2 separate regions of the Homo sapiens genome follow, and region 1 is linked to region 2. A link is an interaction called in ENCODE POLR2A ChIA-PET data of the cell type or tissue named here. Cell type or tissue: PC-9. All regions are shown on one strand. Links, peaks and the distances in the headings refer to the core of each region. The heading gives the core; the rest is flanking DNA. Region 1 has its middle 51 kb from the start of ADGRL1. Region 2 holds the start of LINC01841 (long intergenic non-protein coding RNA 1841).

What was found. ChIA-PET counts read pairs that join two places held together with the same protein. Peaks named below come from ENCODE experiments on the same cell type or tissue, not always from the same donor. Only the 100,000 strongest peaks of a DNase experiment are listed, where the experiment ranks them.
Region 1: POLR2A ChIA-PET joins it to region 2 with 22 read pairs; 3 of 35 experiments call an interaction of 5 or more read pairs at or near these places.

What each region holds. Positions count from the first base shown.
Region 1 is chr19:14,249,649-14,264,550 of GRCh38, forward strand. No RefSeq gene overlaps it. Among named protein-coding and RNA genes, the nearest start is that of ADGRL1, 51 kb to the left of the region's middle. RefSeq lists an enhancer at 104-621 and silencers at 10,546-10,746, 12,795-12,995. In PC-9, for the core only: no CTCF peak of the experiment used is centred there; a DNase peak (open chromatin) is centred at 6,673.
Region 2 is chr19:14,363,384-14,378,285 of GRCh38, forward strand. LINC01841 (long intergenic non-protein coding RNA 1841) reads right to left here and starts at 607. Exons shown (of 4, transcript NR_134908.1): 1 at 489-607. RefSeq lists enhancers at 3,234-3,528, 7,410-7,479 and a silencer at 3,391-3,480. In PC-9, for the core only: no CTCF peak of the experiment used is centred there; no DNase peak of the experiment used is centred there.

The DNA.
Region 1 (14,902 bases), core at 3,132-11,131, 110 kb before region 2:
GGCGGCAGCTCCCGGCAGTGCCCCCCCACAAACACACACCCCATCACACACACTCAGGGACCAGCCTGGCTTCCTGACGCGTTTGAGGGTCCGTGGGCCCCGATCATCTCCTTGACTGGCCCTGAAACATCCCTGCTGCAGATACGGGGTCCATGCTCATTTGTGACATCAATGAAACATCCCCCTCCAGCCCCCCAATTCAATTTGCGGCTTGCCACTTTGCTTGCCCTGTGGCCTAGGGGTGAGTAGTTACCCCAGCAGGACAGGTGTGTTCACTTGGGTCTTATTACCCCACCACCAGCCTGGACCCCCCACTCCTCTAGGTTTTCTGAGGTCACACCACCCACCACATGACATCTTTTGCATAACTGAAGGAAGGTCAGACGGATTTTCTTACCCTTTCTCCATTTCATAGCTGTGTGACCTTAGGCAAATTACTTAACCTCTCTGAGATTCAGTTCTCTCTACTTGTAATTTGGGAATAATTATGTTCAAAGAACCTGAGGCTGAGGTGGGAGGATCACTTGAGGCAAGGAGTTGGAGACCAGCCTGGGCAACATAGCGAAACCCCTGTCTCAAATTAAAAAAAAAATTTTTTTGAAAAAATTAGTCAAGGGCCAGGCACAGTGGCTCACACCTGTAATCCCAGCACTTTGGGAGGCCAAGGCAGGTGGATCACTTGAGGTCAGGAGTTCAAGACCAGCCTGGCCAACATGGCGAAACCCTGTCTCTACTAAAAAAAAAAAAAGTACAAAAATTAGCCGGTGTGGTGGTGCATGCCTGTCATCCCAGCTACTCGGGAGGCTGAGGCACGAGAATCCCTTGAACCGGGAGGCGGAGGTTGCAGTGAGCGGAGGTCGCACCACTGCACTCCAGCCTGGGCAACAGAGCAAGACCCTGTCCCTAAAAAAAAAAAAAAAAGAGAACGTGAATTCACCCACTTCTTTCCACTTTTGTGCTTCCCAACTCCTTCATCACTTGCCTGGATTTACTGAGGTTGCCTTGGCCACAGGCTCCTGGCTTCTGCCCTGGCCTCCATCCGTCCTTACCACAGCCCAGAGGTATCTTTGAAAAGACAAGGAAGTTCACGTTTTCCTTCTATTGAGAACGCTGCAATGCACCGCCATGGCTCTTAGATTAAGACCGAAATCCCTCACTCAACCTCCTTGGGATTCCTCTCTCCATCGCTAAGTCCACTCCAGCTACACTGAGCCTTTGCACTGGTTGTTCCCACTTCCTGCAACACCCTTCCCCCTAGATCTCACATGGCCAACCAGCTCTGCCTTCTTCTTCACGCCTCAGCTCCATGTCACCACCCCTAGTCAATCTCCATTAACTCTCTGATATCGCTTACTTATTTGTTTTCATGACCATTCCCTCCTGGAATAACATCTCTCTCTCTCTCTCTCTTTTCCTTCCTTCCTTTTTCCCTCCCTCCTTCCTTCCTTTCTTGCTTCCTTCCTTTTTTGTTTTTTTTGACAGAGTCTCGCTCTGAACACCCAGGCTGGAGTGCAAAGGCACGATCTTGGCTCATTGCAACCTCTGCGATTCTCCTGCCTCAGCCTCCCCAGTAGGTGGGATTACAGGCATGGCTGTACACTCAGCTAAATTTTGTGATTTTAGTAGAGACAGGGTTTCACCATGTTGGCCAGGGTGGTCTTGAACTCCTGACCTCAGGTGATCCGCCCGCCTCAGCCTCTCAAAGTGCTGGGATTACAGGCATGAGCCACTGAGCCAAGCTGTTTCTTTCTTTTTTGAGATGGTGTCTCACTCTATCACCCAGGCTGGGGTGCAGCAGCGTGATCTCGGCTCACTGTAACCTCCACCGTGTTCAAGTGATTCTCCTGCCTCAGCCTCCCAAGTAGCTGGGACAATAGGCAGGTGCCACCATTCCCGGCTAATCTTTGTATTTTTAATAGAGACAGGTTTTCACCATGTTGGCCAGGCTGGTCTTGAACTCCTGACCTCAAGTGATCTGTTTGTCTCGGCCTCAAGTGATCTGTTCATCTCGGCCTCCCAAAGTGCTGGGATTACAGGTGTGAGCCACCGCACCTGGCCAAAATTTATAAACCTTGACTCTTATTCTCGGTGTGTCCCACAATACCTGGCACCTACTAGATTTTCAAATATGTGTTGACTGAGTGAATTAAATAAATAACGTTGTGACTATGTAAGGATATAAGTGATGTAAAGTTCTTGGCAGGTCACCAGCATTCAATAAACCAAGATGCTGGGCACAGTGGCTCACGCCTGTAACCCCAGCATGTTGGGAGGCCAAGGCAGGAGGATAGTTTGAACCAGGGGTTCAAGAGCAGCCTGGACAACAAAGCGAGACCCTGTCTCTACAAAAATTACAAAAAAATTAGCTGGGTGTGATAGTGTATACCTGTGGTCCCAGCTATTCGAGAGGCTGAGGTGGGAGGATCACTTGAGCCTGGGCGGTTGAGGCTGCAGTGAGCCAGGTTCCTGCGATCCAGCCTGAGTTACTGAGTGAGACCCTGTCCACATCCCCACAAGAGGTAAACTTATGTTCATCAAAAGACATGTACAAGGATGTTCATAGCTGCTTTATCTACAATAACCATTCACTGCAAACAACTCAAATATCTATCAGCAGTAAGATAAATACATTGTGATACATCTCCACAATGGATTATTATACAACCAAGAAAAAGAACAGGAAAGCAGACATGACAATAGATTCTCACAGATACAATGTTGCGTAAAAGCAAGACGACAAACCATGTATTTCCACTTACACAAAGTTCAGGGGTAGGCAAAACTAATCTATGATGAAAATGTCAAATTGGAGGATACTGACTGAGAAAGAGCATTTGGGAATTTCCTGGAGGGACAATTATGTTCTTCTGGTCTGCATGGTGGATACACAGGTATACACGTGTAGAAATTCACCACGCTGAAATTTATGATTTGTGCACTTTACCATATTCATTAAAAAAAAAAAAAAAAAAAGGAAGCCAGTCATGATGGCTTGTGCCTGTAATCCAAGCTACTCAGGAGGCTGAGATGAGAGGATCGCTTGAGGCCAGGAGCTCGAGACCAGCTGGGTAATGTAGTGAGACCCTGTCTTCATTTAAAAAAAAAAAAAAAAAAAAGATTAGGCTGGGTGCAGTGGCTGTAATCCCAGCACTTTGGGAGGCCAAGGTGAGCAGATCACTTGAGGTCATGAGTTCGAGACTTGCCTTGCCAACATGGTGAAGCCCTGTCTCTACTAAAAATATAAAAATTAGCCAGGTTAGGCCAGGGATAGTGGCTTACGCCTGTAATCCCAGCATTTTGGAGGCCGAGGTGGGCGGATTATAAGGTCAGGAGTTTGAGACCAGCCAATATGGTGAAACTCCGTCTCTACTAAAAATACAAAAATTAGTCAGGTGTGGTGGTAGGCGCCTGCCTGTAGTCCCAGCTACTCGGGAGGCTGAGGCAGAAGAATTGCTTGAACCCGGGAAGCAGAGATTGCCGTAAGCTGAGATCGCGCCATTGCACTCCAGCCTGGGCGACAGAGGAAGACTCCGTCTCAAAAAGAAAAAAAAGTTAGCCAGGCATTGTGGAGGTTACCTGTAATCGCAGCTCCTCAGGAGGCTGAGGCAGGAGAATCACTTGAACCTGGGAGGTGGAGGTTGCAGTGAGCCAAGGTCACACCACTCCACTACAGCCTGGGTGACAGAGCGAGACTCCATCTCAAAATAATAATCATAATAATAATGAAAAGAAATGATGCTGGATGCAGTGGCTCATGCCTATAATCCCAACACTTTGGGAGGCCAAAGCAAGAGGATCACTTGAAGCCAGGAGTTTGAGACCAGCCTGGGCAATGTAGCAGGACCCTATCTCTACAAAAACATATATATTTTAAAAATTAGCCAGGTGTGGTGGTGCATGTCTGTAGTCCCAGCTACTCGCATGGCTGAGGCAGGAGGATCACCTCAGTCCAGTAATTTGAGGCTGCAGTAAGGTGTGATCACACCACTGGACTCCAGCCTGGGCAATAGAGCAAGACCCTATCTCAAAATAAAAGAATAAAATATACAATAAAAATAAAACAGAGCAAAGAGAATGTCCCCTAGAGCCATGTGTGATCCATACGCTTTGTGAATCCTGACACCTCCTCTCCTTCGAGGTTGTACAACTGTCTTCCAAAGTTGGAAAAAAAAAATGTTTAAAGCTGCCCAGATTCAGGAGGGAGGTCCAAGGGGTACCAGTGCCCTCCCCCATTTCCCAAGGACGACAAGGGTTGCCAGCCTCCCTTGGCCTTGGGGTGTGCGCAGCTCGGCGTGAGGGCCAGTGGTTGATCTTGAAGTTTCTTTCCTACTCCCTCATCCCTTTCCTGCCCAAGCTGTGGTCCCAGCTGACTCCCCTATCAGCGACTGCGAGTGAGTTCGGTTGTTATGGCAACGGGGCTGCGGAGATCCCCGGGAACCTGCTGGTCCGCCTCATTGCCTCACCGTATGGGGAGCTGCTTTTCCCCCTTAAAAATGAAACGGGAGTGGGATGGGGGAGGAACCCCCTTCTTCTGCTCTGGAATGAAATGCCTCCCTCACCTGCTTTGTCCCAAACCCCCGGTTTGGAGAGGAGGGTCTGGATGGGACCCAGACTGTGGATAAGGATGGAGGGAGGAGAACTCCTGCTCCCTGGGTTTTAGCAGCCTTCCCAGGTCCCACCGAACACGAGGAACACGGTCTTTCTCCAGCTCCAACTTTTCTCATCTGTCCATTCATTTTTTCCACAGGAGGCATGAGGAGGTGAGAGATGGAAAGAATGCTGCCTGTCATTTGGAGTCAGAAGGAAAAGAAGGTTGAGGGTCTGGCAGCTTTGCTCTAGTGGTTTTTTCCTGTTTCACCTTTTACAAAATCGAGATAATTGTTTCTACTTGGTAGCGATATTGTGAGGTGTAAAATGGATTAACACATGCAAAATGCTTAAAGCAACTTCTGGCATATGGCATATGGTGATCTCTCAACCAATCGATTGTTATTTTATTATTATTTTTTTGAGACGGAGTTTTGCTCTTGTTACCCAGGCTGGAGTGCAATGGTGTGATCTCGGCTCACTGCAACCTCTGTTTCCCGGATTCAAGCGATTTTCCTCCTTCTCCAGGTGTCCACCACCACGCCCAGCTAATTTTTTGTTGTTTTTTGTTTTGTTTTGTTTTGTTTGTTTGAGACAGAGTCTCGCTCTGTTGCCCAGGTTGGAGTGCAGTGGCGCGATCTCGGCTCACTGCAAGCTCTGTCTCCCAGGTTCATGCCATTCTCCTGGCTCAGCCTCCCCAGTAGCTGGGACTACAGGCGCCCGCCATCACGCCTGGCTAATTTTTGTATTTTTAGTAGAGATGGGGTTTCACCGTGTTAGCCAGGATGGTCTCCATCTCCTGACCTCGTGATCCGCCCACCTCGGCCTCCCAAAGTGCTGGGATTACAGGCGTGAGCCACCACGCCTGGACAATTTTTTGTATTTTTAGTAGAGACGGGGTTTCACCATGTCAGCCAGGCTGGTCTCAAACTCCTGACCTCAGGTGATCCACCCGCCTCAGCCTCCCAAAGTGCTGGAATTACAGGCGTGAACCACCGTGCCCAGCAGGGAGACCCTGTTTCTACAAGAAAAAATTTACTGTGATCCCAGCACTTTGGAAGGCCAAGGTGGGAGGATCACTTGAGCCTAGGAGTTCAAGTCCAGCCTGGGCAACATACATAGGGAGAACCCATCTCTTAAAAAAAGAAAAGAAGAAGAAAGAAGAAAGAAGAAGAAGAAGAAGAAGAAGAAGAAAGAAAAAGAAATAATTACATGTAACCCTACCAGCAGTTTTGTGGGATTGCTATGATCATACCCATTTCACAGATTAGGTAACTGAGGTTTTAGTGCCCTGGAGATGAAGGCATTCTCTAGTCTCCCAGAAGCCCTGGACTCTTGAACAACCCCAAATGCTAAACTCAGCAGTAAAATGGCTGGTGGCTCCTACCTGAGGGTTCACAGAGGGGCTGCCTGTGCTTGTCTCCCAGCCCTTTCTTCCTGTGTATTAAGAGGGTTGCAGCTACTTCAGGGCCAGCGTCTCCACAAGTCATCATGACGGCTTCCTGATCATGGCTCTCTCTCTCTCTTTTTTTTTTTTAAGACGAAGTCTCGCTCTGTCGCCCAGGCTGGAGTGCAGTGGCATGATCTCGGCTCACTGCAAGCTCCGCCTCCTGGGTTCACGCCATTCTCCTGCCTCAGCCTCCTGAGTAGCCAGGATTATAGGCCTGCGCCACTGTGGCCAGCTAGTTTTTTTGTATTTTTAGTAAAGATGGGGTTTCACTGTGTTGGTCAGGGTGGTCTCGAACTCCTGACCTCAAATGATCCACCTGCCTTGGCCTCCCAAAGTGTTGGGATTACAGGTGTGAGCCACTGCGCCTGGCCTGGAGATCTGTTTGTCATATTGGTGAACACTTTTAAACAACCAGATCTTGTGAGAACTCACTCACTATCACAAGCACAGCAAGGGAGGCCTCTGACCCCATGATCCAATCACCTCCCACCAGGCCCTTCCTCCAACACCAGGGATTACAATTCAACATAAGATTTGGGTGGGGGGGATACAAATCCAAACCATATCACAGGACCTGTGTTCCCACCTCCTAAACCTGGGTGGGACTTGTGACTGCTCCAACCAATGGAGTATGAAGGAATTGAGTCAATGAGGTTTTGAAGGTTGAGTCATAGAAGATGGCTTTCACCTGGCCTGTCTTTCTCCCTCTCTCTCTCTCTCTTTCTTCCCTCCCTCCCTCCCTCCCTCACTCCCTTCCTTCCTTCTTCCCTCCCTTCCTCACTTCCTCTCTCTCTCCCTCCCTCCCTCTCTCTTTCTCCCTTCCCTCGCCTCCCCTCGCCTCCCCTCCCCTCCTCTTCCTTTCTTCCTTTCTTCCCTGCTTGCTTGCTTGCTTGCTCGCTCTGCTGCCCAGGCTGGAGTGCGGTGGTGCCATCATAGCTCACTGCAGCCTCAAACTCCTGGGCACAAGTGATCCTCCCCAGCCTCCCCAGTGCCTGAGACTACAGGCACATGGTGCCTCATCTGCCTGATTTTTAAATTTTTTGTAGAAATGGGGTCTTGTGGCAGACGTGGTGGCTCACGCTTGTAATCCCAGCACTTTGGGAGGCTGAGGCAGGTGGATCACCTGAGGTCAGGAGTTTGAGACCAGCCTGGCTAACATGGTGAAACCCTGTCTCTACTAAAAATACAAAAATTAGTTGGCAGGGGTGGTGGGCGCCTGTAATCCCAGCTACTTGGGAGGCTGAAGCAGGAGAATCGCTTGAACCCGGGAGGCGGAGGTTGCAGTGAGTTGAGATTGTGCCACTGCACTCCTGCCTGGGCAACAAGAGTGAAACTCCGTCTCAAAAAAAAAATTTTTTTTTTTTGTAGAGATGGGCGTCTCCTTATGTTGCCCAGACTGGTCTTGAACTTTGAGCTTCAAATCCTGCCTCAGCCTCTAGAGTAGCTGGAATTGTAGGCAAGAGCCACTCTGTCTGGTGGTTTTTAACAGTTTTTTTTTTTTTTTTTTTTAAGAGACAGGGTCTCACCAGGCGCAGTGGCTCACGCCTGTAATCCCAGCACTTTGGGAGGCCAAGGCAGGTGGATCACCTGAGATCAGGAGTTCGAGACCAGCCTGACCAATATGGTGAAACCCTGTCTCTACTAAAAATACAAAAATTAGCTGGGCGTTGTGGCATGCACCTGTAGTCCCAGCTACTCTGGAGGCTGAGACAGGAGAATCGCTTGAACCTGGGAGGCAGAGGTTGTGGTGAGCCAAGATTGCACCACTGCGCTCTAGCCTGGGCAACAGCAAGACTCCATCTCAAAAAAAAAAAAAAAAAGAGAGACAGGGTCTCAATTTATTGCGCAGGCTGGAGTGCAGTGGTGCAATCATAGCTGCAGTCATAGCTCACTACAGCCTCAAACTCCTGGGCTCAAGGATCCTCCCAGCTCTTCTAAAATATTAGCCGGAGGGTGGGTAGCATGTACCAACTCTTGGGCTTAGTAATCCTCCTGCCTCAGACTTCCAAATCGCTGGGATTACAGGTGTGAACCACTGCACCTGGCCCTCTTGTTTCTAAGGATATCAGTCATTGGATTTAGGGCCTACCCTAAAATCCAAGATGTTCTGATAGTGAGATCTTTAACTTAATTCCATCTGCAAAGACCCTATTTCCAAATAAGGCCACATTCACAGATACCAAAGGTTACACATTTCTTCTTTCTTCTTCTTTCCTCCTCCTCCTCCCCTTCCCTTCCTTTTTTTTTTTTTTTTTTTTTTGAGACGGAGTCTCGCTCTGTCGCCCAGGCTGGAGTGCAGTGGCACAATCTTGGTTCACTGCAAGCTCTGCCTCCCGGGTTCACGCCATTCTCCTGCCTCAGCCTCCACAATAGCTGGGAATACAGGCGCCCGCCACCATGCCTGGCTAATTTTTTGTATTTTTTAGTAGAGATGAGGTTTCATCATGTTAGCCAGGATGGTCTCGATCTCCTGACCTCGTGATCCGCCTGCCTCGGCCTCCCAAAGTGCTGGGATTACAGGCGTGAGCCACCGCGCCCGGCCCCCTTTCTTCTTCTTTCTTCTTTTTTCCTTCCCCTTTCCCTTCTCCTCCTCCCCCGCCTCCCTCCCCTTCCCTTTCATCTTCTTTCTTCCTTCCCCTTCTTCTTCTCCTCCCCCTCCCCTTCCCTTTGTTCTTCTTCTTTCTTCTTTCTTCCTTTCCCTTCCCCCTGCTCCTCCTCCTGCTCTTCTTCTCTTTTCTTCTTTCTTTTCAGGCTCTTACCCTGTTGCCTAGGCTAGAGTGCAGTGGCACAATCATGTCTCACTGCAGCCTTGACCTCCCGGGCTCAGGTGATCCTCCTGCCTCAGCCTCCCAAGTAGCTGGGACTACAGGCATGTATCACCACACCTGGCTAATTTTTAAAATTTTTTTGTAGAGATGGGGTATTGCTATATTGCCCAGGCTGGTCTTGAACTCCTGGACTCAAAGGATCCTCCTGCCTCAGGCTCCCAAAGTGCTGGGATTACAGGCGTGAGCCACCGGGCCCGGCCCATACATATCTGCTTTGGGGCCACAATTCAACCTGCTACAATCACAATAGATGTTGTGATTTTTCCACCTCTTTCTCTTTTTTTGGACTTGTTTTTCATAGTCTGGGGCATAATTCATTTAAACCATTTTCTTTGATTGATGAACCGTACATTGTTGCCAACTCTTTGTTCTTTCCTAGTTTTTTGTCTGCACTGTATTGTACTGGAGAACAAATATTTCTCCAAGAAGTGTTCCCACTGGTGGAAGGACAGGCTGGTTTTTGGTTTTTGGGTGTTTTTTGAGACGGAGTTTCACTCTTGTCACCCAGGCTGGAGTGCAATGGCATGAGCTCAGCCCACTGCAACCTCTGCCTCTCGGGTTTAAATGATTCTCCTGCCTCAGCCTCCCGAGTAGCTGGGATTATAGGCGCCTGCCGCCATACCCGGCTAATTTTTGTATTTTTGGTAGAGACGGAGTTTCATCATGTTGGCCAGGCTGGTCTCAAACTCCTGACCTCAGGTGATCCGCCGGCCTTGGCTTCCCAGAGTGCTGGAATTACGGGTGTGAGCCATCTCATCCGGCTGATGGGCTGGTTTGGTTTTTTGTTGTTGTTGTTGTTGTTGTTGTTGAGACAGAGTCTTGCTCTGTCACCAGGCTGGAGTGCAGTGGCGTGATCTTAGCTAACTGCAACCTCCGCCTCCTGGGTTCAAGTGATTCTCCTGCCTCAGCCTCCCAAGTAGCTGGAACTACAGGTGTGCGCCACCACACCCAGCTAATTTTTGTATTTTTTAAGTAGAGACGGGTTTCACCATGTTGGCCAGGATGGTCTCAATTTCTTGACCTCAGGATCTGCCCACCTTGGCCTCCCAAAGTGCTGAGATTATGGGTGTGAGCCACCGCGCCCGGCCGATGGGCTGTTTTTGTGTTCTGGGTTGGGTAGGATAAGATAGTTCCCACTTGGCTTTCTAGATCCACTTTTCACGCGCCTCTACTTGGCTCTGGTTCTTTGGACAGATCTGGGGTTCCCTGGTCCTCTGCCTTCCATCTGGGGTCAGACAACTGAGAGGAGATGGATGGCAGGACGGGAGTGAATTCAGCTTCAAGCCTGTCCTGAGAACAGGTCACTCACCTGACCCAGAGCCATGGTTTCTGGGGATGGCAACATCTGCCCAGTGTCCCAGGGTGCTAGGGTTGTGATTGAAGCCTTTTAAAATTTTTATGTATTTAGTTAGTTATTGTTTGTTTGTTAGTTTGTTATTGACACAGAGTCTCACCCTGTCACCCAGGCTGGAGTGCAGCAGCAAAATCATGGCTCACTGCAGCCTCAACCTCCTGGGCTCAGGCGATCCTCCCACCTCAGCCTCCCGAGTAGCTGGGAGTACAGGTGCAGGTCACCACACCCAGCTAATTTTTTAATTTGTTTCTAGAGACGGGGTATTGCCACATCCAGGCTGGTCTTGAACTCCTGGACTCAAGGAGTGATCCGCCCGCCTCGGCCTCCCAGAGTGCTGAGATTATAGGAGTGAGCCACTGTGCCGGCCTTTGAAGCTTTTCCTGCAAATTCTCTTATCTTTATGACAGACCTCAGTCACCCACTGTGATTGCAGGATGCTTCCCATGGGGATCGTAACCAAAAAGCATTCTTCTCCAGGAGCTTTTCCTGATAGCAAATGCGTTAGATTTTGGGAACATCTAAAAATAACTTTTTCTTCTTTTTTGTTATTATAGGCAGGAAATACGCTATGTGTAAACCAGAAGACTATAAAGATCTCCACATTTCCAGCCCTGAGGAAACCACTGCTGATCTTTAGGTGTCTATCCTTTTTGTCTTTTTTTTTTTTTTGAGATGGTGTCTTGCTCTGTTGCCCAGGCTGGAGTGTAGTGGCGTGATCTCCGCTCACCGCAACCTCCGCCCCCCAGGTTCAAGTGATTCTCCTGCCTCAGCCTCCCGAGTAGCTGGGATTACAGGCGCCTGCCACCATGCCTGGATACTTTTTCCATTTTTAGTAGAGACGGGGTTTCACCATGTTGGCCAGGCTGGTCTCGAACGCCTGACCTCAGGTGATCCACCCGCCTCGGGCTCCCAAAGTGCTGGGATTACATGTGCCACCATGCCCACCCTTCTTTTTTTGTTTTTTGTTTTTTTGTTGTTGTTCTTGTTGTTTCTAAGACGGAGTCTCCCTGTCTGTCACCCAGGCTGGAGTGCAGTGGCGTGATCTTGGCTCACCACAACTTCTGCCTCCCGGATTCAAGCAATTCTCCTACCTCCGCCTCCCAAGTAGCTGGGACTACAGGCGACTGCCACCACAGCTAATTTTTGTATTTTTAATAGAGATGGAGTTTCACCATATTGGTCAGGATGGTCTCGATCTCCTGACCTCGTGGTCTGCCCGCCTCAGCCTCCCAAAGTGCTAAGATTACAGGCGTGAGCCACCGCGCCTGGCCATTTTTTTTGTTTGTTTTTTGTTTTTTTTGAGACAGAGTCTCCCACTGTCGCCCAGGCCGGAGTGCAATGGTGCCATCGCGGTTCATTGCAAGCTCCGCCTCCTGGGTTGACACCATTTTCCTGCCTCAGTCTCCCTAGTAGCTGGGACTACAGGCACCCGCCACCACGCCTGGCTAATTTTTTTTGTACTTTTAGTAGAGATGGGGTTTCACCATGTTAGCCAGGATGGTCTCTGTCTCCTGACCTCGTGATCCGCCTGCCTCGGCCTCCCAAAGTGCTGGGATTACAGGCGTGAGCCACCGCGCCTGGCCCCCCCCTTCTTTTTTTTTTTGAGATGGGGTCTTGCTCTGTTGCCCAGGCTGGGATGCAGTGGTGTGATCTCGGCTCACTGCAGCCTCCATCTTCCGGGTTCAAGGGATTCTCCTGCCTCAGCCTCCTGAGTAGCTGAGATTACAAGGGCGTGCCACCACACCTGGCTATTTTTTGCATTTTTTGTAGAGACGGGTTTCACTATGCTGGCCAGACTGGTCTTGAACTCCTGACCTCAGGTGATCTGCCTGCCTCAGCCTCCCAAAGTGCTGGGATTACAAGCCTGAGCTGCTGCAGCCAGCCTCCCTCTTGTCTTTCTCAGGACAGGGCTCTGGGATCAGACAGAGCCGGGCCTGAATGCCTGCCTGACCACGATATGCTCTGTGAGCTTGGGCAAGTGTCTCAACCTCTCTGAGCTTCAGTTTCCTCATTTATAAATGGTGTAAGCATAGTGCCAACTTTGTCAGATTGCTGGGTGTAAATGCCCTGAGGTTGATAAATGTCGGTTCCTACTATGTCACCAGGCTGGAGTGCAGTGGTGTTATAGCTAACTGCAGCCCCAAACTCTTGGGCTCAGACGATCCTCCCCGTCAGCCTCCCTAGTAGTAGTATGCCATGACTGTCTAATTTTTTTTTTTTTTTGAGATGGCGTCTCGCTCTGTCACCCAGGCTGGAGTGCACTGGCGCAATCTCAGCTCACTGCAAGCTCCGCCTCCTAGGTTCACGCCATTCTCCTGCCTCAGCCTCCCAAGTAGCTGGGACTACAGGCGCCCGCCACTACGCCCGGCTAATTTTTTTGTATTTTTTAGTAGAGACAGGGTTTCACCGTGTTAGCCAGGATGGTCTCAATCTCCTGACCTTGTGATCTGCCTGCCTCGGCCTCCCAAAGTGCTGGGATTACAGGCATGAGCCACCGCGTCCAGCCATGCCTGGCTAATTTTTTAAAAGGTTTGTTTTAGAGACGGGGTCTCGCTTTGTTGCCCAGGCTGGTCTCGAACTCCTGGTATCAAGTGATCCTCCTCCTCAGCCCCTCAAGTATCTGGGATTACAGGCACAAGCCACCACCCCGGCTACAGGAATGTTATATAACAGATGTTCAAATTCTTCTTCAGGCTTTCTATAGATAACAGGATTTCAGCCCCTCTTCTATGTGACCCAGGCCAAGTTTTGGTCTTGTTCCACAGTCCTAGAACCTGCCGTGTTTTTTTGTTTTGTTTTTTTTTTTTTGAGACGGAGTCTCGTTCTGTCGCCCAGGCTGGAGCGCAGTGGCACGATCTCGGCTCACTGCAAGCTCCGCCCCCCGAGTTCACACAGTTCTCCTGCCTCAGCCTCCGAGTAGCTGGGACTACAGGCACCCGCCACTATGCCTGGCTAATTTTTTTGTATTTTTAATAGAGACGGGGTTTCATACCTGCCATTGGTTTTTAAGATCTTATGTCTGGGCCAGGAATGGTGACTCACACATGTAATCCCAGCACTTTGGGAGGCCAAGGTGGGTGGATCACTGGAGGTCAAGAGTTTGAGACCAGCCTCGCCAACATGGTGAAACCTCATCTCTACTTAAAATACAAAAAGTAGCTGGGCAAGGTGGTGCACGCCTGTAATCCCAGCTACTTGGCAAACTGGGGCATGAGAATCACTTGAACCCGGGAGTTGGAGGTTGCAGTAAGCTGAGATCATGCCACTGCACTCCAGCCTGGGCAAGAGAGGGAGACCCTGTTGAAAAAAAAAATTTAAGGCCGGGTGCGGTGGCTCACGCCTGTAATCCCAGCACTCTGGGAGCCTGAGGCAGGTGGATCACCTGAGGTCAGGAGTTCAAGACCAGCCTGGCCAACATAATGAAACCCGTCTCTACTAAAAGTACAAAAATTAGCTAGGCATGGTGGCGCGTGCCTGTAATCCCAGCTACTTAGGAGGCTGAGGCAGGAGAATTGCTTGAACCCAGGAGGCGGAGGTTGCAGTGAGCCGATATTGAGCCATTGCACTCCAGCCTGGGCAACAAGATCGAGACTCCGTCTCAAAAAATAAATAAATAAATAATAAATGTAAGTGAGACCAGGTAGACTGGTGCATGCCTATAATCCCAGCACTTTGGGAGACTGAGGTGGGAAGATGGCTTGAGCCCAGGAGTCCAAGGCTGCAGTGAGCTATGACCGTGCCACTGCACTCCAGCCTGGGCCACAGAATGATAGACACCTTATCTCTTACAGAAAAAAAAAAAAAATCAAGTGAATGTTTCATTGAGTGCTTACTAAGTTCCATGCACAAAGGCTAAACACCTTGACAGACACTATTTTCTATAACAGTCACAAGAACCCATTTGAAAGAAAGGAGGGCTGGGCGCGGTGGCTCACGCCTATAATCCCAACACTTTGGAAGGCTGAGGCAGGCGGATCACTTGAGGTCAGGAGTTCCAGACCAGCCTGGCCAACAAGGTGAAACCCGGTCTCTACCAAAAATACAAAAATTAGCTGGGGGTGGTGGCTGGCGCCTGTAATCCCAGCTACTCGGAAAGCTGAGGCAGGAGAATCGCTTGAACCTGGGAGGTGGAGGTTGCTGTGAGCGGAGATCGTGCCACTGCACTCTAGCCTGGGCAACAGAGCAAGACTCTGTCTCAAAAAAGAAAAAAAAAGAGAAAGAAAGAAAGGAAGGAGGATCAAGGCACTGCAAGTAAGTGGAGGAGGAGGCAAGATTTCACTCCATCCTTTGCCGTGAGTACTGTCGGTATATCCCCCTAAGTTGTGCCTTGTCTCCATTTGACATCACCAAGCTTGTTATTATTGTGTCTAAACCACAAGCAAATTGGCTATAAGTGAGGGCCACAACCATCAGTTCAACTTGACCAGAATATAGTAACCACCCACCACATGCTAGACCTTATACTTGTCAAGGAAAAACAGCTCAGATCTCCCACCTTCCTGGAGCTTATAAGACTTCGGGGTCACCTCCTTTAGCTTATGCATAGACTTTTATTTTATTATTATTTATTTTCGAGACAGGGTCTCGCTCTGTTACCCAGGCTGGAATACAGTGGTGTGATCTTGGCTCACTGCAGCCTCAACCTCCTGGGCTCAAGTGATTCTCCTGCCTCAGCCTCCCAAG
Region 2 (14,902 bases), core at 3,610-11,609:
CCCCGCCCCCGGGCCCCTTTGTCCTCCTCTTCGTCTTATTTCCAGAATTTCTCCTCCCTAGGGAATCCAGTCCATGTGCTTTTGATTCCTTTGTCCTGAACTCATGCGGCATGAGCACCCCTGAAGCCTTATGTGGAAAAATTTGGAGGCTGGGGGTGGGGAGGGGGTCACATTCCTCCCGGGGGTACAGAGCTACGTCGGCATCTCCAGGGCCCCCCAGCAGCAAGCAGGCATCCTCCCAGGCCAGGCCAGACCGGACGCTGCCCAACACAGGCTTTCTTTGGGGCTTGGCCGGCGCCCGACTACAGCCCCGGCTCCAGCTGCCCTGCCTGTCCCCCGCCCCCACGCCTCCCGTCCCAACCTCCCACACGTTTCCTCCTAGAAGCCCAGACCCGTGGGACTTGGCCTCCCCCGCGCCTTCCCTCTCTACTCAGCTCTGCAGCTCCTGTAGGCCTCCTCCCCGGGTGATCACAGAAGGACCAGCTCACCTTAGCGGGACAGGCAGGGCATGGGCGTGGCCAGAGCCTCGGGCAGGCATCCCAGGCTCCCTGGTGTCTCTCTCATCCGCTGGCCTCTGTGCCCTCTTCTCTTCCCCACCCCCGCTCGTGGCCCCTCCTGCCTCTCCATCGCAAAGTCCCCAGAGGAGTCTCCTTAATCACTTGCTTTTGACTGAATCCTGACCACCTGGACCCTGATCTAGCTACTGAGGAGATAAAGTAACCAACACTTAAAAGCTAACCTTCAGGCATTCTGGGAGGCTGAGACTGACGGATCACTTGAGGTCAGGAGTTCAAGACCAGCCTGGCCAACAAGATGAAACCTCGTCTCTACTAAAAATACAAAAAAATTAGCTGGCGTAGTGGCGGATGCCTGTAATCCCAGCTACTGCGGAGGCTGAGGCAGGAGAATCGCTTGAACTTGGGAGGTGGAGATTGCAGTGAGCTGAGATCGTGCCACTGCACTCCAGCCTGGGCAACAAAGCAAGACTCCGTCTCAAAAAATAAAAATTAGCTGGGTGTGGGGCCGGGCTTGGTGGCTCAAGCCTGTAATCCCAGCACTTTGGGAGGCCGAGGCAGGCGGATCACCTGAGGTCAGAAGTTCAAGACCAGCCTGGCCAACATGGTGAAACCCCGTCTCTACTAAAAATACAAAAAAAAATTAGCCAGGCGTGGTGGCGCATGCCTGTAATTCCAGCTACTCGGGAGGCTGAGGCAGGAGAATCAGTTGAACCTGGGAGGCAGACGTTGCAGTGAGCCGAGATCATGCCACTGCACTCCAGCCTGGGTGACAGAGCGACACCCTGTCTTAAAAGAAAAAAAATAGCTGGCTGTGGTGGCATGTGACTGTAGTCCCAGCCACAAGGGAGGCTGAGGTGGGAGGATTGCTTGAGCCCGGGAGTTCAAGGCTGCAGTAAGCTATGACTGCACTGCTGCACTCCACCCTGGCTGAGACCTTGACTCAGCAACAATGAAAAAGTGACAGGGCCAGGACTTGACCCCTGACCATTTTGTTCTACAGCCTTTCATGGGAAAGACAGATGAGTTTTCGACCTTCCAGAGCCTTTGATCCAGAGGAGAGAGGCAGGAAATAGCAAATGGATAAGAATATGCCATTCGGTGACTAGGGCAATGGAGATTGCAAAAGATGGTGGCTGGGAAATGGGGCTTGTGTCGGGGGTCCCTGAGACCACCCTCAGGGTCAATAATTTGCTGAGATTGATAGATCCCAGAAAAGTGGTGTTACTCCCAGTTATGGTTTATTACAGTGAAAGTTACAGATGAAAATCAGCAAAGAGGCCAGGCTTGGTGGCTCATGCCTGTAACCCCAGCACTTTGGGAGGCCCAGACAGGCAGATCATTTGAGGTCATGAGTTCAAGACCAGCCTGACCAACATGGTGAAACCCCATCTCTACTAAAAATACAAAAATTAGCCAGGTGTGGCAGGGGGCTCCTGTAATCCCAGCTACTTGGGAGGCTGAGACAGGAGGATCACCTGGACCTGGGAGGCAGAGGTTGTAGCGAGCCGAGATCCTGCCATTGCACTCCAGTCTAAGCAACAAGAGCAAAACTCCATCTCGAAAAAAAAAAAAAAACTAGGAATACTAGAGGAGAGGAGGTGAGGCAGACAGGCTCCAAGACTCCTCCATGATTCCCACCTCCTGATGTCTGCACTCTGTGTGATCCCTCGAGTGTGAGCTGGACCCAATAACTTGCTTCTAACAATAGACTAGGACAATGTATGCCAGGAGCAGTGGCTCACGCCCATAATCTCAGCACTTTGGGAGGCTGAGACAGAGGGATCACTTGAGCCCAGGAGTTCAAGACCAGTCTGGGCAACATAGCAAGACCCCATCTCTATAAAAATTCAAGCATTAGCTGGGTGTGGTGGTGCACACCTGTAGTCCCAGCTACTCGGGAGGCTGAGGTGGGAGGATTGCTTGTGCTCAGGAGGTCAATGCTGCAGTGAGCTATGATTGTGCCACTGCACTCCAGCCTGGGTGACAGAGTGAGACCTTGTCTCTCTCATATATGTGTATATATATATACATATATTTTTTTTTTGAGATGGAGTCTCATTCTGTTGCCCAGGCTGGAGTGCAGTGCAGTGGTATGATCTCTACTCACTCCAACCTCCGCCTCCTGGGTTCAAGCGATTCTCGTGCGTCAGCCTTCCAAGTAGCTGGAATTACAGGTGTGCAGTATCACGACCTGCTAATTTTTTGTACTTTTAGCAGAGATGGGGTTTCACCATGTTGGCCAGGCTGGTCTCGAACTCCTGGTCTCAAGCAATCCACCTGCATCGGCTTCCCAAAGTGTTGGGATTACAGGTGTGAGCCACCGCGCCTGACCTATGTGTATATATATACATATCTATAGATAGATAGATAGATAGATAGATAGATAGATAGATAGATAGATTTAATGTTACCATTTTATTCATCATGGTTTTGCATTAATCTTGACTTTTACAAAATATCACAATAAAATAATATTTATGAGTTCAGGACAAAGTTCTTGAGTTCTTTGACACCCCCTGAAATTTTGTTCCCAAGTCAAGCATCCACCTTGCCTCTCATTCCAGCCCTACAGCTTAATGATATGAGACCATCGTCATGCACAAGACAGGACTGGATGAGTGACATCTACAGATTCTGCTGCCACACTGGACTCAAGGCAGGTTCAGTTCTGCTGCAGTAACAAGCCAGGGAAAAAAATGAGCCAGGCATGGTGGCACACACCTGTAGTCCCAGCTACTTTAAGCCCCAAATCTCAGGAGCTTAAAACATCAGAGGTTTCACTTTTCACTCAGCCAGCATCTGGCATGTTGCCCGTTGCCAAGGCAGAAGAAAAAGAACATATAGCATGCTCTGCAGCAGCTCTTAAAGCCTCTGCCCAGAAGTGACACAAGTCAAACCTGCTCACATGCCATTGGTCAGAGCAAGTCACGTGGCCACACAAGTGGGTGGAGCAATGCCTTCCTACCTTGTACCTGGAGGGAGAAAGAGCTGGAATATTGGTGAATCGCTCAGTGATCATAGCAGTGTCCCTGGGTGAGGTCCAGAGGGCAGCTGTATGTCTGGAGGTAGACAGGGAGGTCCAGGTGGAGACATGTAAGAGGCTTTGGGATATAATTGGTATTGACTTCTTGGAGGGCCTGATCACCCCCTACTATGGAGGACACATGGGGGTCACCTGCCAGGACCCACAGGATGGGAATCCTGCCCCAGTCTCCTCTGAGACTGGATTTTTTTTTTTTTTTGATTTTTTTTTTGAGACAGGATCTCGCCGAAGTACAGTGGTGCAACCATATAGTTCGCTGCAGCCTCAACCTCTTGGGCTCAAGCAATCCTCCTGCCTCAGCCTCCCGAGTAGCTGGGACCAGAGTCATGTGCCATCAGGCCTGGGTAATTTTTAAACTTTTTTTGTAGAGATGGGGGTGCGGGTCTCGCTATGTTGCCCTAGCTGGTCTTGAACTCCTGGCCTTAAGCGATCCTCCTGCCTCGTCCTGCCAAAGCGAGCCACCGTGCCTGTCCTTCAGCCTGGATAAAATTTGTGGTGAAATACACATGACATGAAATGTTCTATCTTAACCATTTTAAGTGTACAGTTCAGTTACATTAAGAAAATTGTCAGGCCGGGCGTGGGGGCTCATGCCTGTAATCCCAGCACTTTGGGAGGCTGAGATGGACAGATCACTTGAAGTCAGAAGTTCAAGACCAGCCTGACCAATATGGTGAAACCCCGTCTGTCCTAAAAATACAAAAATTGGCCAGGCACGGTGGTGTGAACCTGTAGTCCCAGCTACTGGGAGGCTGAGACAAGAGAATCACTTGAACCCAGGAGACAGAGGTTGCAGAGAGCCAAGATTGAGCCACTGTACTCCGGCCTGGGCAACAGAGTGAGACTCAGTCTCAAAAAGAAAAGAAAATTCTCAGTTGGGCACAGTGGCTCACACGTGTAATCCCAGCACTTTGGGAGGCTGAGGTGGGCAGATCATCTGAGATCAGGAGTTTGAGACCAGCCTGGCCAACATGGTGACACCCTGGCTGTACTAAAAATACAAAAATTAGCCAGGAATGGTTGTGCACACCTGTAATCCCAGCTACTTGGGAGGCTGAGGCACGAGAATCACTTGAACCCAGGAGGCAGAGGTTGCAGTGAGCCCAGATTGTGCCACTGCACTGCGGCCTGGGCAACAGAGTAAGACCCCGTCTCAAAACAAAACAAAACAAAAACCAGAAAAAATAAATTCTCATAGTTGCCACTGACACCATCATTCATCTCCAGAACTTTTTCATCTTGCAAAACTAAAACTGTATCCACAAAACAACTCCCCGTTCCTCCTCCCTCCAGTTCCTGGAAACCACAATTCTACTTTCTGTTTCTATGAATTTGACAAGTTTAGTTACTTCCTGTAAATGTGATCATACGGTATTTGTTCTTTTGTGGCAGGTTTATTTCACTTAGCATAATGCCCTCAGGGTGCATTCATGTTATATGTACGAGAATTTCCTTCCTCTTTAAGGCTGAGTAATATTCCACTGTATAGATAGACCACATTTTGTTTATCCATTCATCTATCCATGGAGACTGGTTGCTTTCAACTTTTGGCTATTTTAGCTAATGCTGCCGTGAACATAGGTGTACAGATGTCTCTTTGAACTTTGCTTTCAATTCGGGTGTCTATGCAGAAGTAGAATTGATGGATCATATGACAATTCTATGTTTAATTTTTTTTTTTTTTTTGAGATGGAGTCTTGCTCTGTCACCCAGGCTGGAGTGCAGTGGCGCGATCTCCGCTCACTGCAACCTCCACCTCCCGGGTTCAAGCGATTCTCCTGCCTCAGCCTCTCGAGTAGCTGGGATTAGAGGCAGCTGCCACCACACCCGGCTAATCTTTGTATTGTTGTCCAGGCTGGTCTCAAACTCCTGACCTCAAATGGTCCACCCACCTCGGCCTCTCAAAGTGCTGGGATTACAGGCATGAGCCACCATGCCTGGCCTCTATGTTTAATTTTTTTAGGACTCTCCATACTGTTTTCCACAGTGGCTGCACCATTTTACATTGTCACCAGCAGCCCACAATGGTTTCAATTTATGGGGTTTTGTTTTGTTTTGCTTTTTTTTTTTTTTTTTTTTGGACAGGGTCTCACTCTGTTGCCCAGGCTGGAGTGCAATGGTGCAATCATAGCTCACTGCAGCCTTGACCTCCTGGGATCAAGCGATCCTCTTGCCTCGGCCTCCCAAGTAGTTGGGACTACAGGTGCATGCCACCATGCTCAGCTAATTTTTAAATATTTTTAGAAATGAAGTCTTCCTTTGTTGCCCAGGCTGGTCTTGAACTCCTGGCCCAACTGATCCTCTCTCCTTGGCCTCCCAAAGCATTGGGATAACAGTTGTGAGCTACCACTTCTAACCTATTTTCTGTTTTTTTGATAGTAGCCATCCTAATGGGTGTTAGGTAGTATCTCACTGTGGTTTTTATTTGTTTATTCATTTATTTATAGAGATGGAGTCTTGCTATGTTGCCCAGGCTGGTCTCAAACTCCTGGCCTCAAGTGATCCTCCCACCTCGGCCTCCCAAAGTGCTGGAATTACAGGCGTGAGCCACCGCACCTGGCCTGTGGTTTTGATTTGCATTTCCCTAATGATTGGTGACTTTGAGTATCTTTTCATAGGCCTATTGGACATTTGTCTGGCCTGGAATTTTAACAACTCTGTTTCAAAGGAAGCACAGAGTGTGGGTGTCAATCTCCTTGCCAATGTCAGGGCCGCCTGACCTCGTGGATAGCAGGCAGCCCAGAGCTGGCTCCTCGGGCCGGACAGAAGCTGGGCATGAGAGGCTGTCGTGGGAGTGACAATTCCACTAGGGGAATGCCAGATTGCCACTGAACTTTGTCACTAAGACCCACACCAAAGGCCCCAGAAAGCCCCAGTGACACTTTTGCCCCTAGATAGGAGGGTACCGACAGGAAATGCTGTCAGAAAAATGCCTCCTTGTACACTCAAAAATGGCTTTTGCCGTCTGCCCAGAGGGGCCCCTCTCCCCCTGACTCACCGTAGCAGCGCGTGGAGGACAATTTTGGCTGTGACAACGTCACGCCCGCTGCGGGGAGTTGATCTGCAAGCCACAAACGTCATTCATTCCTCTCCACCTCCAGGATTTGGAACATCTCCCCGGACCACAGATTTTTCCTTCAATCAACTTGCTTTTCCTTTAAAAAAAAAAAAAAAACTTAAATGAATTTATTTGGGAAGGAACTTTTATGCCACCACCACAAAAGGAAACAAAAGGAAACCAGGGCCATTTCCATAAGTAGAAAGCAACAGCAAAAGGACCTATATTTGTAGGGGTGGGGGTGAAATTAAACTTGCTTCCTGCTGTCGCCTGGTTGAAGCCTCAAGAGCCGGGACTAGGGTAGGGAGAGGGAGGTGCCCAGGCGTAGAATATAATGAGTCGCTCACTCGCAGGACCCTGGGATCCACAGCCTCACCCTCCAGTGAAGCTCTGGATCAAAGAGACTGCTCTTTTTGTTTAAAAAAAAAAATTGAAAGGAGACAAAAAGGGAAAGAAATAGGCCAGGCGCAGTGGCTCACGCCTGTAATCCCAACAGTTTGGGAGGCAGAGGCGGGAGGATCGCTAGAGCTCAGGAGTCCAAGACCAGCCTGGGCAACATAATGAGACCCCTGTCTCATTATAAAAAAGTAAAGAAAAAAAATGGGGAAGGAAATTAAAAACCGAAAGCGACGACTGAAGTGTTTAGAGGTGTCAGAGATATAGCTGTGAAAAACTCAGACTTCTTTTTTTTTTTTTTTTTTTTTTTGAGACAGAGTTTCGCTCTGTCGCCCAAGCTGGAGAGCAGTGGCGTCATCTCGGCTCACTGCAACCTCTCTGCCTCCCAGGTTCAAGCAATTCTCCTGCCTCAGCCTCCTGAGTAGCTGGGATTACAGGCATGCGCCACCATGCCCGGCTAATTTTTGCACTTTTAGTAGAGGCAGGATTTCACCATGTTGGCCAGACTGGTCTCAAACGCCTGACCTCAAGTAATCCACCTACCTCAGCCTTCCAAAGTGCTAGGATTACAAGCATAAGCCACCATGCCTGGTCTATTTTATTTATGTATTTATTTTATTTTATTTTTTTGAGACAGAGTCTCACTCTGTCACCCTGGCTGCAGTGCAGTGGTGCGATTTCGGCTCACTGCCACCTCTGCCTCCTAGGCTCAAGTGATCCTCCCACCTCTGCCTCCCAAGTTGCTGAGACTACAGGTGCACACTACCATGCCCAGCTAATTTGTGGAGTTTTTGTAGAGATGAGGTCTCGATATGTAGCCCAGGCTGCTCTTGAACTGCTGGACTCAAGCAATCTTCCTGCCTCGGTCTCCCAAAGTGCTGGGAATACAGGCATGAGCCACTGCACCCGGCCTGTTTTTTTTTTTTGTTTTTGTTTTTTTTTTTTATGGAGGTGAGATTGACATGACATAAAATAGACCCTTTTAAAGTGCATGGTTCAGCGCCATTTAGTACATTCACTACGTTGAGCAACCATCACCTCTATCTAGTTCCAGAATGTTTTCAACACCGCAAAAGGAAACCCCGTCCTCATTACCACTCATTCCTCATTCCTCCTCCCCAGCCCCTGGCAACCACCAATCTGTTTTCTGGCTATGAATTTGCCTATTCTGGACATTTCATATAAATGGAATCGTGCACTATGTGACCTTCTGTGTCTGGCTTCTCTCACTCAGTATCATGTTTTCAAGGTTCATCCACCCTGTAGCATGGATCAGAGCCTCGTTCCTTTTTATGGTTGAATTAAAAATCGCTTTTTATGGTAATTGTGAACCGTGCTGCTATGAACATGGGTGTATAAGTATCTGTTTGAGGTCAGGCACAGTGGCTCATGCCTGGAATCCCAGCGCTTTGGGAGGCTGAGGTGGGCAGATCATTTGAGGTCAGGAGTTTGAGACCAGCCTGACCAACACGGTGCAACCCTCTCTCTACTAAAATACAAAAATTAGCCGGGCATGGTGGTGGGTGCCTGTAATCTCAGCTACTCGGGAGGCTGAGGCAGGAGAATCACTTGAACCCAGGAGGTGGAGGTTGCAATGAGCTGAGATCGCGCCACTGCACTCCAGCCTGGACAAGAGTGAGACTCCATCTCAAAAAATAAAATAAACATAAGTATCCATTTGAGTGTCTGCCTTCAGTTTTCTCAGGTGTATACTCAGGAGCAGAATGGCTGGATCACAGGGTCACTCTACACGTAACTTTTTGAGGAGCCGCAAACTGTTTTCTATGCCTGGAAAGAAGTGAAAGGGAGACCTCCATCCAAGGGACAGAGCCCTGGGGATGGGTTGATTCTCACCAATGCTTTCCCATCGCTTCTTTCTGGGACTGGCTGGGACCGTCAGTGCCATCTGTGGCCCTATTTCTCGGGAACCCACAAGCCCACAACAGAAGAGGCCCAGAGGCATGCGGAGGGGTTGACCCGGGTGGGCACCCAGCCTGAATAAGCCCCCTTCCTCCCCTGGCCTTCCCCACCCATCGAAAGTCAAGGGAAGGATTCTGAGACCCCCGTCCTCACAGTGCCCCCCAGAAGCCTGACCCCATCCTTATCGGGACATCAGCACCACCCCGCTCAGAAGACTTTGCAAAATGGGGAAGACACTGAGAGCTGCAAGAAAGTGACAAAAATGCCACCAAGTGTCACACAGCGTTCCCAGCTCAGGGCTTCTTGTTGGCTGCCACCAGTTCCCCACCCCCACAGCCACCCCTGAGCTGTTCCCCTCCCCCACCCTACTCTCCTTTGCTTCCTCTAAACGCTTCTCCTTAAAACCTTTAAACATTTTAAAATTCTTTTTTAAATATTTGTATAGAGCCTCAGGTTTATAGAATAAATGAAACAATGCAATTCTTGGGACCATCGGTCTATCCATGATCAGCTTTATTTTACTTACTTATTTACTGAGACAGAGTCTCACTCTGTGGCCCAGGCTGGAGTGCAGTGGTGAGATCATAGCTCACTGCAACCTCAAACTCCCAGGCTCAAGAGATTCTCCCACCTCAGCCCCCTGAGCAGCTGGGATTACAGGCACGTGCCACCACTCCTGGCTAATTTTTGCATTTTTTGTAGAGACTGGGTTTTACCATGTTGCCCAGGCTGGTCTAGAATTCCTGGGCTCAAGGGATCCTCCCGCCTCAGCCTCCCAAAGCGCTGAGATCACAGGCATGAGCCACTCTCCCTGGCGCATTTTATCTTCCTTGATACAAACTCTTTTCAGAATTCTCTGTTTTTGCTTTGGTCTCTGATAAAATCACGTCTGAATATAACCGCAAAACACCACATGCCTGCGTTACATGGCGTTATGTTAAACAGCCATCATTTTGGCTGGGTGCAGTGATCCATGCCCATCTCTACTAAAAATACAAAAAAATTAGCCGGGCGTGGTGGTGCGCGCCTGTAATCCCAGCCACTTGGGAGGCTGAGGCAGGAGAATGGCTTGAACCGGGGGGCGGAGGTTGCAGTGAGCCGAGATTGTGCCACTGCACTCCACACTCCAGTCTGTCGACAGAGCAAGAGACTCTGTCTCAAAAACACACACACACACACACACAAAACAGCCATCATTTTAGGAAACGTTTATACCTGGAAACTTCTGTGTGTATTATTCACAATTTGCGGGAATAAAGAATTTTACTTTGCAAGAAAATATGTAAATTAAAAAATAAAAGGGAAGGAAGGCATACCCATGAGCCTCCCTCTTCACCAAGAACTGAGATATGACCTTGTTCCCATGCTCCCATGTTTATCTTGCTGATTACCACCACTCCGAATATTCTTTGCCCCTTATTCCTTTGCTCAGTTACTTAATTTTTTTTTTTTTTTTGAGACAGAGTCTTGCTCTGTCACCCAGGCTGGAGTGCAGTGGCGTGATCACAGCTCACTGCTGCCTCGAATTCCTGGCCTCAAGCCATCCTCCCACTTCAGCCTCCTGAGTAGCTGGGACTACAGGTGCGAGTCACCACACCTGGCAAATTTTTTATTTGTATTTTTGGAGAGATGGGGGTCTCACTATGTTGCCCAGGATGGTCTCGAACTCCTGGGCTCAAGCGATCCTCCCACCTTGGCCTCCCCAAGTAGCTGGGATTATAGGCATGAGCCACTGCGCCTGGCCCAGCCTTGTTTATTTTTATTTATTTATTTATTTTATTATTATTGTTTTTTTTTGACACGGAGTCTTGCTCTGTCACCCAGGCTGGAGTGCGGTGGCGCTATCTCAGCTCACTGCAACCTCCGCCTCCTGGGTTCAAGTGATTTTCTGACCTCAGGCTCCTGAGTAGCTGGGATTACAGGTGCCTGCCACCACACCTGGCTAACTTTCATACTTTTAGTAGAGATGGGGTTTCACCGTGTTGGCCAGGCTGGTCTTGAACTCTTGACCTCAGGTGATCCGCCCGCCTCAGTCTCCCAAAGTGCTGGGAGGTTACAGGGGTGAGCCACTGAGCCCGGCCGCCTTGTTTATTTTTCAAAGTCTTCTTGCATATGTTTGTATCCTGAAACCAAATCTCGTTTTATGATCTTTGTGTCTGAGCTTTTTCGCAAGGTGGCTTTTTCCTATGGGGCTTTGGAGACTTTTTCAAGATTCTACTGTGGAATCTGTCACGCTGCAATTTAAGATTTTTTTCTCCTGACTTCACTAAGTTTTTAAATTGAAGAAAGAGGTGTGGCTAGGCATGGTGGCATGCACCTGTAACCCCAGCATTTTGGGAGGCTGAGGTGGGCGGATCACTTGAGGGTCAGGAGATCGAGACCAGCCTAGCCAACATGGTGAAACTCCATCTCTACTAAAAATACAAAAATTAGCCAGGCGTGGTGGCGTGTGCCTGTAATCCCAGCTTCTAGGGAGGTTGAGGCAGGAGAATTGCTTGAACTCAGGAGGCGGAGGTTGCAGTGAGCCGAGATCTCGCCACTGCACTCTAGTTCGGGCAACAGAGCAAGACTCTGTCCCCTGCCCCCCCTCAAAAAATTGCACACCCCTGGAGTTATTTTTTCACAGCTGTATAATATTCCAAGTGCTTTATAAAGTTACCGCTGAGGAAGTGCTAGGGTTTTATTAATGACTTAATGACCATCATGTTCATAGATTGCTTTGAAGGATTAATGATGCCCTTTTAAGCATTTCACCCTTTTCTTCCTCCTTACTGCCCCAAATCTTGGTGATCTCTGGGAGGGGCCAAGACTGGGGACACTTTTGGGCCCAGCTGCCCATGAGGACCCCACTTCTGCTTCGGCCACTTCTGCTCAGCTATCCTCGAGGTTGCTTATATACCATCTATTTATAACCCCGCCCCCCCACCCCACGTCACCCGCCCCCTGCCAGGGCAACCAGTGAACTCAGTGTCCATGGGGAAGGGGAAGTGGGTTACTAGGTGCTAGAGTTTGTTTGGGGTTTGGGGGTGCCTCTGCTGCTTCCTGAAGGGCTTCATTTCCTAGAAGCTGAGAACACTGAGCTGACAGATCAACCCCCCTTCCTTCCCACAGTGGGTCATGGGGCCAAGGAGGAAGAAGAGGAACCAGGTGCTGGCACCCCAGGTCGCAAACACATGCACTCCCCCTCAGCCCCGGAGCACGGGGCCTCGTTGCCTTGTCCCTCTGAGCCATCGCGGCCTCTCGCTTCTGCCCTCTTTATGTTTGGGCTCCTCCTGGACTTCCCTTCAGCACCAGAGACCCCTGCAGCCCAGACCCCAGGAGACTAAGAGGCCTGGGTGGTCTCTGGGATGGGCGGGGAGGCACACATGTGCAGGACTGGCTCTTCCCCACTCTGCTCCAGGGCCGAGGCCCCAAATAGCTGGACTTCTATATTTAGAAGCTGGCTCAGCAGCACCAGGGAACTATAAATACAGCCCAGATCAGTGCAGCCTCCAAAATCCCCAGGCCAGGCTGGGATGAGTAGGGAGCAAGGAGTTAGGGAGATGTCAGTGGGGCCAGATGGGGTCTGCAGTGAGGGCCCCCTGGGCCAGGTGCACACTGACAGGCCAGGCTCCCGGAAACCCAGGTGTTCAGCCTGCTGGAGGAGACAAACAGACCATAGTGGGACCTGCCCCCGGTGGGGGATCAGGGTTGGCCAGCGGGCTTCCCACCCTCTTTCCCGTTCTCTGGGGCTTCCTGGCACAGGGACAGCTGTCTGGTCTCACAATAGCTGCGCCGCCCTCCTGGAGCCAGCTGCGGGGCTCATCCGTGTGGGGGCTGCCCGGCCCCTTCCTCTGCCATTGTCTCCCAGCCAGGGGGCATCCTGTTATGCCCCCCTCCACCCGGAGACCCCATCTGACCCCCCGCCTCAGCCCAGGCTTGTGCGGGTGCTGGGCAAGGGCTGGCGGCATAAGAAGCCGGGGAGTGGGGCGTTGGGGTCTCCTGGTGTCCCTCCCTGTTGCAGAGGGCAGCAAAGAGACAGTTCACCCCGCTCTGGGATCATCCTAACCGCGGCTCCTGTTGTTTATTGAGCGTCCATGCCCACCTACACTTCTGCAATGCGTTCCCTCCAGTCTGGTCCTCACGGGCACCTGGAGAAGTTCTGACCATTTCACAGATCGGGAAACTGAGGCCCGGAAAGGCCACATCACCTGCCTGAGACCACACAGCCCAAAAGGGAGCTCTGGGCGTGGTGGCTTATGCCTGTAATCCCAGTACTTTTGGAGGCTGAGGAGGGTGGATCACCTGAGGTCAGGAGTTCGAGACCAGCCTGGCCAACATGGGGAAACCCCGTCTCTATCAAAAATACAAAAAAATTAGCCTGGTGCGGTGGCAGGCGCCTGTAATCCCAGCTTACTCAGGAGGCTGAGGCAGGAGAATCGCTTGAACCCGGGAGGCGGAGGTTGCAGTGAACCAAGATCGCGCCACTGCACTCCAGCCTGGGCAACAAGAGCGAAACTCCATCTAAAAAAAAAAAAAAAAAAGTAAAAAAAGTTAGCCAGGCATGGCGGCACGTGCCTGTATTCCCAGCTACTTGGGAGGCTGAGGCGGGAGGGTGGCATGAGTCCAGGAGGTGCAGTCTGCCTCAAGCCATAATTGTGCCACTGAGTTCCAGCCTGGGCAACAGAGACCCTGTCTCTAAAATAATAATAATAAATTAGGCTGGGCGTGGTGGCTCACGCCTGTAATCCCAACAGTTTGGGAGGCCGAGGCAGTCGGATCACCTGAGGTCGGGAGTTCGAGACCAGTCTGACTAACATGGAGAAATCCCATCTCTACTAAAAATACAAAAAAAAAAAAAAAAAAAAGAATTAGCCGGGTGCGGTGTCAGATGCCTGTAATCCCAGCTTACTCGGGAGGCTGAGGCAGGAGAATCACTTGAACCCAGGAGGTGGAGGGTGCAGTGAGTCGAGATCGCACCATTGGACTCCAGCCTGGGCAATAAGAGTGAAACTCCGTCTCAAAAAAAATTATACTAATATATTATAATTATATTATAATAATTATTATATTATATAATATAATTATTATTATTATATTATATAATATAATTATTATAATTATATTATAATAATTATTATATTATATAATATAATTATTACTATATTATATAATATATTATAATGTTACATATTATATATTATAATTATTATACGATTATAATAATTATTAGATTATATAATTATACGATTATAATTCTTAGATTATATAATTATTATTATATGACTATAATTCTTAGATTATATAATAATTATATTATATAATAATTATTATACTATAATTATATTATATAATAATTATTATACATAATAATTCTATTATATAATTATTATCATACTATAATAATTATATAATATAATTATTTTATACTATAATAATTATATTATATAATTATTATTATACTATAATAATTATATTATATAATTATTATTATACTATAATAATTATTATTGTTGGTTGGATAATCTTGGGTTGCTTCTTTTTTTTTTTTTCTTTTTTTTGAGATGGAGTCTTGCTCTGTTGCCCGGGCTGGAGTGCAGTGGCGCGACCTCACGATCTCACGATCTCAGCTCACAGCAATCTACGTCTCCTGGGCTCAAGCAATTCTCCTGCCTCAGCTGCCCAAGCAGCTGGGATTACAGGCAATCTTGGGTTACTTCTGAGCTGAGCAACCTGGGGCCAGTGGCTCAAAACGCCCAGGTGCCAGTTTCCCTTTTGACAAATGAGGACCATGTTCCCGCCCCTCATCATTGCAGAACAAAAGTCATGAGGTTGTCCAGAAGCTGCAAAATAGGTCAGCAGGACTGAGACTTCAGGACAAAGAGAAAGTGGAGAAACATAGGCAGACGCCCCGGCAGGGACCAGATCAGCGAGGCTGAAGGAGGCTTCCTTTAGCTGGGCGGCAGCGGAGTGGAGTGGCAGGAGTAC